2 separate regions of the Homo sapiens genome follow, and region 1 is linked to region 2. A link is a loop called in an ENCODE intact Hi-C map of the cell type or tissue named here. Cell type or tissue: transverse colon. All regions are shown on one strand. Each heading gives the region's core, and the rest is flanking DNA. Links, peaks and the distances in the headings are about the cores only. Region 1 has its middle 2.2 kb from the start of ANKRD33. Region 2 overlaps ACVR1B (activin A receptor type 1B).

What was found. Peaks named below come from ENCODE experiments on the same cell type or tissue, not always from the same donor. Only the 100,000 strongest peaks of a DNase experiment are listed, where the experiment ranks them.
Region 1: it touches region 2 in a loop (6-fold over the local background); 82 of 110 quality-filtered maps call a loop at or near these places.

Annotation. Positions count from the first base shown.
Region 1 is chr12:51,884,521-51,887,326 of GRCh38, reverse strand. No RefSeq gene overlaps it. Among named protein-coding and RNA genes, the nearest start is that of ANKRD33, 2.2 kb to the left of the region's middle. In transverse colon, for the core only: no CTCF peak of the experiment used is centred there; DNase peaks (open chromatin) are centred at 1,236 and 2,446; H3K27ac peaks cover 1,410 bases.
Region 2 is chr12:51,979,042-51,981,847 of GRCh38, reverse strand. ACVR1B (activin A receptor type 1B) reads right to left here. Exons shown (of 9, transcript NM_004302.5): 4 at 649-879. Among named protein-coding and RNA genes, the nearest start is that of TAMALIN, 27 kb to the left of the region's middle. RefSeq lists enhancers at 1,068-1,117, 1,128-1,177. In transverse colon, for the core only: a CTCF peak has its summit at 1,304 (motif pointing right); a DNase peak (open chromatin) is centred at 1,335.

The DNA of each region.
Region 1 (2,806 bases), core at 266-2,765, 95 kb after region 2:
GGATCGCACCATTGCTCTCCAGCCTAGGCAACAAGAGCGAAACTCCTTCTCAAAAAACAAAACAAACAAACAAACGAAATTGTGAGTACCGACATTATGTGTCTAGTGCAGGTGGGCAGTCGGGGCACAAAGTGCGGCAGGCAGTAGTGAGGGAGGGATTGGCCAGAAATTATGATGTATGAAATTTAATAGATTAGTTTCAGTGTGATAAATTAAATATGAAATATTTAAATTAAATGATCTGTTAATATAATGATAAATTGTTATCAAAATATTCTTTAATATTTATATTACATATTAAGCTTGATGGATTGGTCTTGGTCCACAGATGTAGAAAATGGAGCCAATGATATTCCCCCATTGGTATCACTCCCATCATCAGACTGTACAAGACCTCTCTCTTGTTTTGTTTTACTTTCTTTAGTTTCTCTCTTTCACCCTTAATCCCCACATCCCATTCTCCTCCACCCTTTACCAACTGGCACTTGTATATCCTTGAAAATGTACATTTCATTGAAAAAGATAGTACTGATTTGTGTGTTTTTATTTTATTTTTTTCTTTTTAGAAACAGGGTCTTACTCTGTCACCTGGGCTGGAGTGGAGTGGCATGATCATAGCTTACTGCAGCCTCAAACTCCTGGGCTTAAGTGATTCTCCCACCTCAGCCTCCCGAGAAGCTACGAGCTTCTCGGAGGCACACAGGTGTGTGCCACCGCGCCTGTCTAACTTTTTTATGTAGAGATGGGGATCTCACTTTGTTGCCCAGGCTGGTCTCAAACTCCTGGCATCAAGTGATCCTCCTGTCTTGGCATCCCACAGTGCTGGGATTGCAGGCATGAGCCTCCATGCTCTGCTTGTATGTGTTTTTAACTAACATGTTATGAATTGTGCTATAGAACTTATTCTGTTAGTTTTTTCTTTTTCACTTAAGCTCCATCCTTATTGCTTTAGGTGCAGTGTATCAGTTGGATGTGCATTTGGTTTTTAGTAACCAAAAAGCTGAATGGTATGTTGTCCATAATAGACGGGCTCCTCAACATTAATCTAAAACTGCTTTCAGTGTTTCTTCTGCGCTGCAGAAGTTGGAAAGCTAAAACAACCCTTCCCAGATTCCCTTGAGCTATGACTCTGTGGTTTGCGTCCTGCTCTTGTGCAAGATATAAATTTGGAACAGAGCTACGTAGCATGGGACATCCGTTTTGCTGTCACAGGTCATGGCAGCAGCAGCAAGGCTCTGGTGAGCAGCTTCCTGATTCATCAGCTTCCTGTAGTAGTGACTGTTGTTTTCTCAATCACAGGCAGAGGTCATGTGACTCTCAAAGCTGGGGGTTGTTCCTGGACCTAAGCCTGCTTCTCCATCCCTTTCTGTTTAAACTGATCAGATTTCTTTCTTTCTTTCTTTCTTTCTTTCTTTTTTTTTTTTTTTTGAGACAGAGTTTCACTCTTGTTGCCCAGGCTGGAGTGCAATGGCGCGATCTCGGCTCACCACAACCTCCGCTTCACGGGTTCAAGTGATTCTCCTGCCTCAGCCTCCCCAGTAGCTGGGATTACAAGTATGTGCCACCACCCCGGCTAATTTTGTATTTTTAGTAGAGACGGGGTTTCTCCATGTTGGTCAGGCAGGTCTTGAACTCCTGACCTCAGTTGATCAGCCCACCTCGGCCCCCTAAAGTGCCGGGATTATAGGCGTGAGCCACTGCACCAGGTCCAGATTTATTTCTGTTGTCTGCAATTGAACTCTGACACATGTAGCTTAAACAAAGAGGTGCTTGTTTTTAATACATGATAAAAAGTTCAGGAATAGGAAACTGTTGATGTTGGTTAAGAAACTTGTCAGGGCCTTCTCTGGGATTCTCTTGACTTTTCCTCCTTGGCACAAGATGGCTGCTAAACCTCTAGCCATCACAGCAAAATGGGATAGATGCACCCTATGGAATTCTATACAGCAGTTAGAAAAAAATCTATCAGATGATAAACCAGACATCTCTGATTATCTAACACAATCCCTGTTCATAACTCCCCTTCTCTCTAGTTACCTTTCAGTTAGGTGTTATCATGTAATGCAGTTTTGGCCAATGAAATGCAAACAGAAGTCTGATGGATAGGGATTCTAGGAAAAAAGTTCATGCTGTTGTTGTAAATAAATTTTCAATGCTGCAAGGAAATAGCACTCGAACATAAATTTAATTTTCTCAGCATGGCAATTTTTACTTCTATAGAAGGGTGCGAGTCGTGAATGGAACAATGGCAAGAGCACACCTGGACAGGAGAGGAGAAGGAGTTCTTATTCCTGACACACGGCCCTACTGCTGTGGCGTTCCCCTATTGGCTAGGGTTGGACCGCACAGCCTAAGCTAATTCCGATTGGCTATTTTAAAGAGAGCAGGGATATGAGTTAGAGTGGCGGGGTGGGTAGTTTGGCGGGAAGGACAGTTAGGAACAGGGAACTAAAGGTGACTTAGATCAGAGCAGGTGACCAGGGTGACTCAGGTCAAAGCAGGTGACTGGGATGACTCAGGTCAAAGCAGATAAACGGGATGAGTCAGGATGGAGCAGCTGACCAGAGAACAGATGTGAACTACTGATTAGGACTAGAGGGAAAGTTGTTTACTAAAACCAGGAGCAAGGGAACGGAAGAGAACCAGGAAGCTAAACTTTAAAATGGATAATCAAAGAATAAGAGAGCTGAACATACTGACATACTGATTCTTTGAAGAGAAACTTGGGGTTCACTATAATTAACACTGTCTTGATGAAAGATGTAGAGTGCACCACTTTTTTTCTTTCTTTCTTCCCTCTTTCTTC
Region 2 (2,806 bases), core at 192-2,691:
AGACGGAGTCTCGCTCTGTCGCCCAGGCTGGAGTGCAGTGGCGCGACCTCAGCTCACTGCAACCTCCAGCTCACTGCAACCTCCGCCTCCTGGGTTCAAGCAATTCTCCTGCCTCAGCCTCCTGAATAGCTGGGATTACAGGTAGGTGTCACCGTGGCCAGCTCATTTTTGTATTTTTAGTAGAGATGGGGTTTTGCCATGTTGGCCAGGCTGGTCACAAACTCCTGACCTCAAGTGATCTGCCTGCCTCGGCCTCCCAAAGTGCTGGCATTACATGCGTGAGCCACCGCGCCCAGCCCATCCTAGTGATTTTCAAAATAAGCTTACGGGACCCCCTGCAGGAACTACAATGGAGGTGGGTTTGGGGGAGTGGAGAAAGAGAAATTGAGCAGGTAGGGTGAGGGGGTGTATCTTGTTTATCTGAGTAAGAACTGCTTGTTTATTTGCTTGATAACCTGGATTTTTGTATAACCTTTTCATGGAATAAAAGGCTCCACACTTTAAGGAAAGCATGGAAACCTTGACCTTACTCAAGTTTTCTTTCTACGGGTTACAATGATGAAGGCAAACAGAGCTGTGCACCCCATAGCTATGCACTTTCTCTAGCATCCTCTATCTGGGAATGCTGTATCCAAGCCCAGCCCTTACCTTTATTGTCAGCAGCAATAAATCCAAGGATGTTTTCATGGCGCAGCATGACCGTCTGGTATATCTCTGCTTCCCTGAACCAAGACCGTTCTTCACGAGAAGAGAATATTTTCACAGCCACATCACCACCCCTCCAGCGGCCCCGCCATACTTCCCCAAACCGACCCTTGCCAATAATCTCTTGTAAAACGATGGTTCGGGCCACTGTGCGCTGGACAAAGAGGGGTAACCCTGTGAACCAAAGAATAGGAAGAAACCTGACATTGCAAATTTGACAAATTTTCCAACTCCCACACTAATTGGCACAACGGAAACACCCTTAACATGGTGTCTTCATCCTACGCTGTCCATTAACCATGGAGAGCTGCTGCTGCCCATACACATTTCTAGGTAATCTACCAGAGGGCTGAGCCAGGCGGAGAGATGGGGAAAGAGTGAACACAAACAGGAAACGTGTATGATTAGCTACTCCTTATCTAGGCAATTTCTCCTCTCAGTAAGCACGGATGATAGATTTGAATGTAAATGTTTGACCAGATTTACCAACTCTTCAGCCAGCCACCTGTGGGCCGATCCACCCACATCTGCTTTATTTTGGTGGAGGAAGGAAAGAGGGCAGAGAACATGAAAGTGTGGGCTCATGTGCTGGGGGCCACCTTCTGGCTGTTCTGCTTATTAGCCACTAGAGGGCAGTGCTGTGCGGCCCATGGGTTCCCATCTCCAAAGAGAGCAATGCTCTGCTCACAAGCGAACTCCAGATGTAGAATGGAGGACCATCTATGTTTAGTCTAAGATTAACTTTACTGTCTTTATAAAACTCAACATTGCTTCATTTGACTCATTCAATGTATCTCTATATATCCAATCACCCTTACCATCACAAGTGACTCTTAACTGTCTTACTCCCACCCCCAATCAAATAATTAATACATTATTAATCCCTAGGTCTGGTAGATGGGAACTACCATTTACTGCATGCTTACTATGTATTAGGCTCCATGCTAAGGGCTTTACATAAATTATCTCACTTCCCCAAACCACCTGGAAGGTAAGGCGCTGTTATCATCCCCATTTTATAAACAAGAAAACTAAGGCTCAAAGAGGAGGTTATGTAATATTCAAATTCATACAAGCAGTAAGTGGCAAAGCAGGGCTTAAAATCTAGGACTGTCTGACTCTATAATCTATGCTTTTAATGACAACAGTATAGAACCACCAAAATGTTTCTCAAATTAGCCCCCGCCTCTCCATCTCCGTCCGCCTGTCCTACTTTTGGACCTTCTCTAAAAGACTTCCAACAGGTCTTTTGCCTCCCATCTCAGCCTGCTCTTGCCCTGTGCACCCACACACACCCCGCCTCACCCCACCCTTCCCAACAGAAGGCTGGTAGTGAATGAATTCATCCTCCACACCACTGCCAGAATTCCTTCCAAAGGAAAAAATGAACATTCATTTCCCACATGGAAACTTTCAGTAGAAGCCCCTTACCTAGAAGATAAAGGTCAGCCCTCAAGATCCTGTACACCTGGGGCAGCCTGACGTCCCCCTGCTTCCCCAGCACAAGCACATCATGCTGGTCTCCTCATCATAAAAGTTCTTTAAACATACAGTGGACCTTCATGCCTTTGTCTTTTTACTCAAGGTATTTTCATTGGCCTGGAATGTTCTTTGCCCTCTCGCCTCTCTTAAAAATTCCAACTCATTCTTCAAGACTCCTTTTTTTTTTTTTTTTTGAGATGGTGTCTCGCTCTGTCACCCAGGCTGGAATGCAATGGTATGATTTCGGCTCACTGCAACCTCCACCTCCTAGGTTCATGTGATTCTCCTGCCTCAGCCTTCTGAGTAGCTGGGATTACAGGTGCCCGCCACCACACCCAGATAATTTTTGTATTTTTAGTAGAGATGGGGGTTTCATCATGTTGGTCAGGCTGGTCTCGAACTCCTGACCTGAGGTGATCTACCCGCCTCGGCCTCCCAAAGTGCTGGGATTACAGGTGTGAGCCACCGTGCCTGGCCTTTTTTTTTTTTTTTTTTTTGAGACGGAGCTTTGCTCTTGCTGCCCAGGCTGGAGTGCAATGGCATGATCTGGGCTCACTGCAACCTCTGCCTCCCGGGTTCAAGCAATTCTCCTGCCTCAGCTTCCCAAGTAGCTGGAATT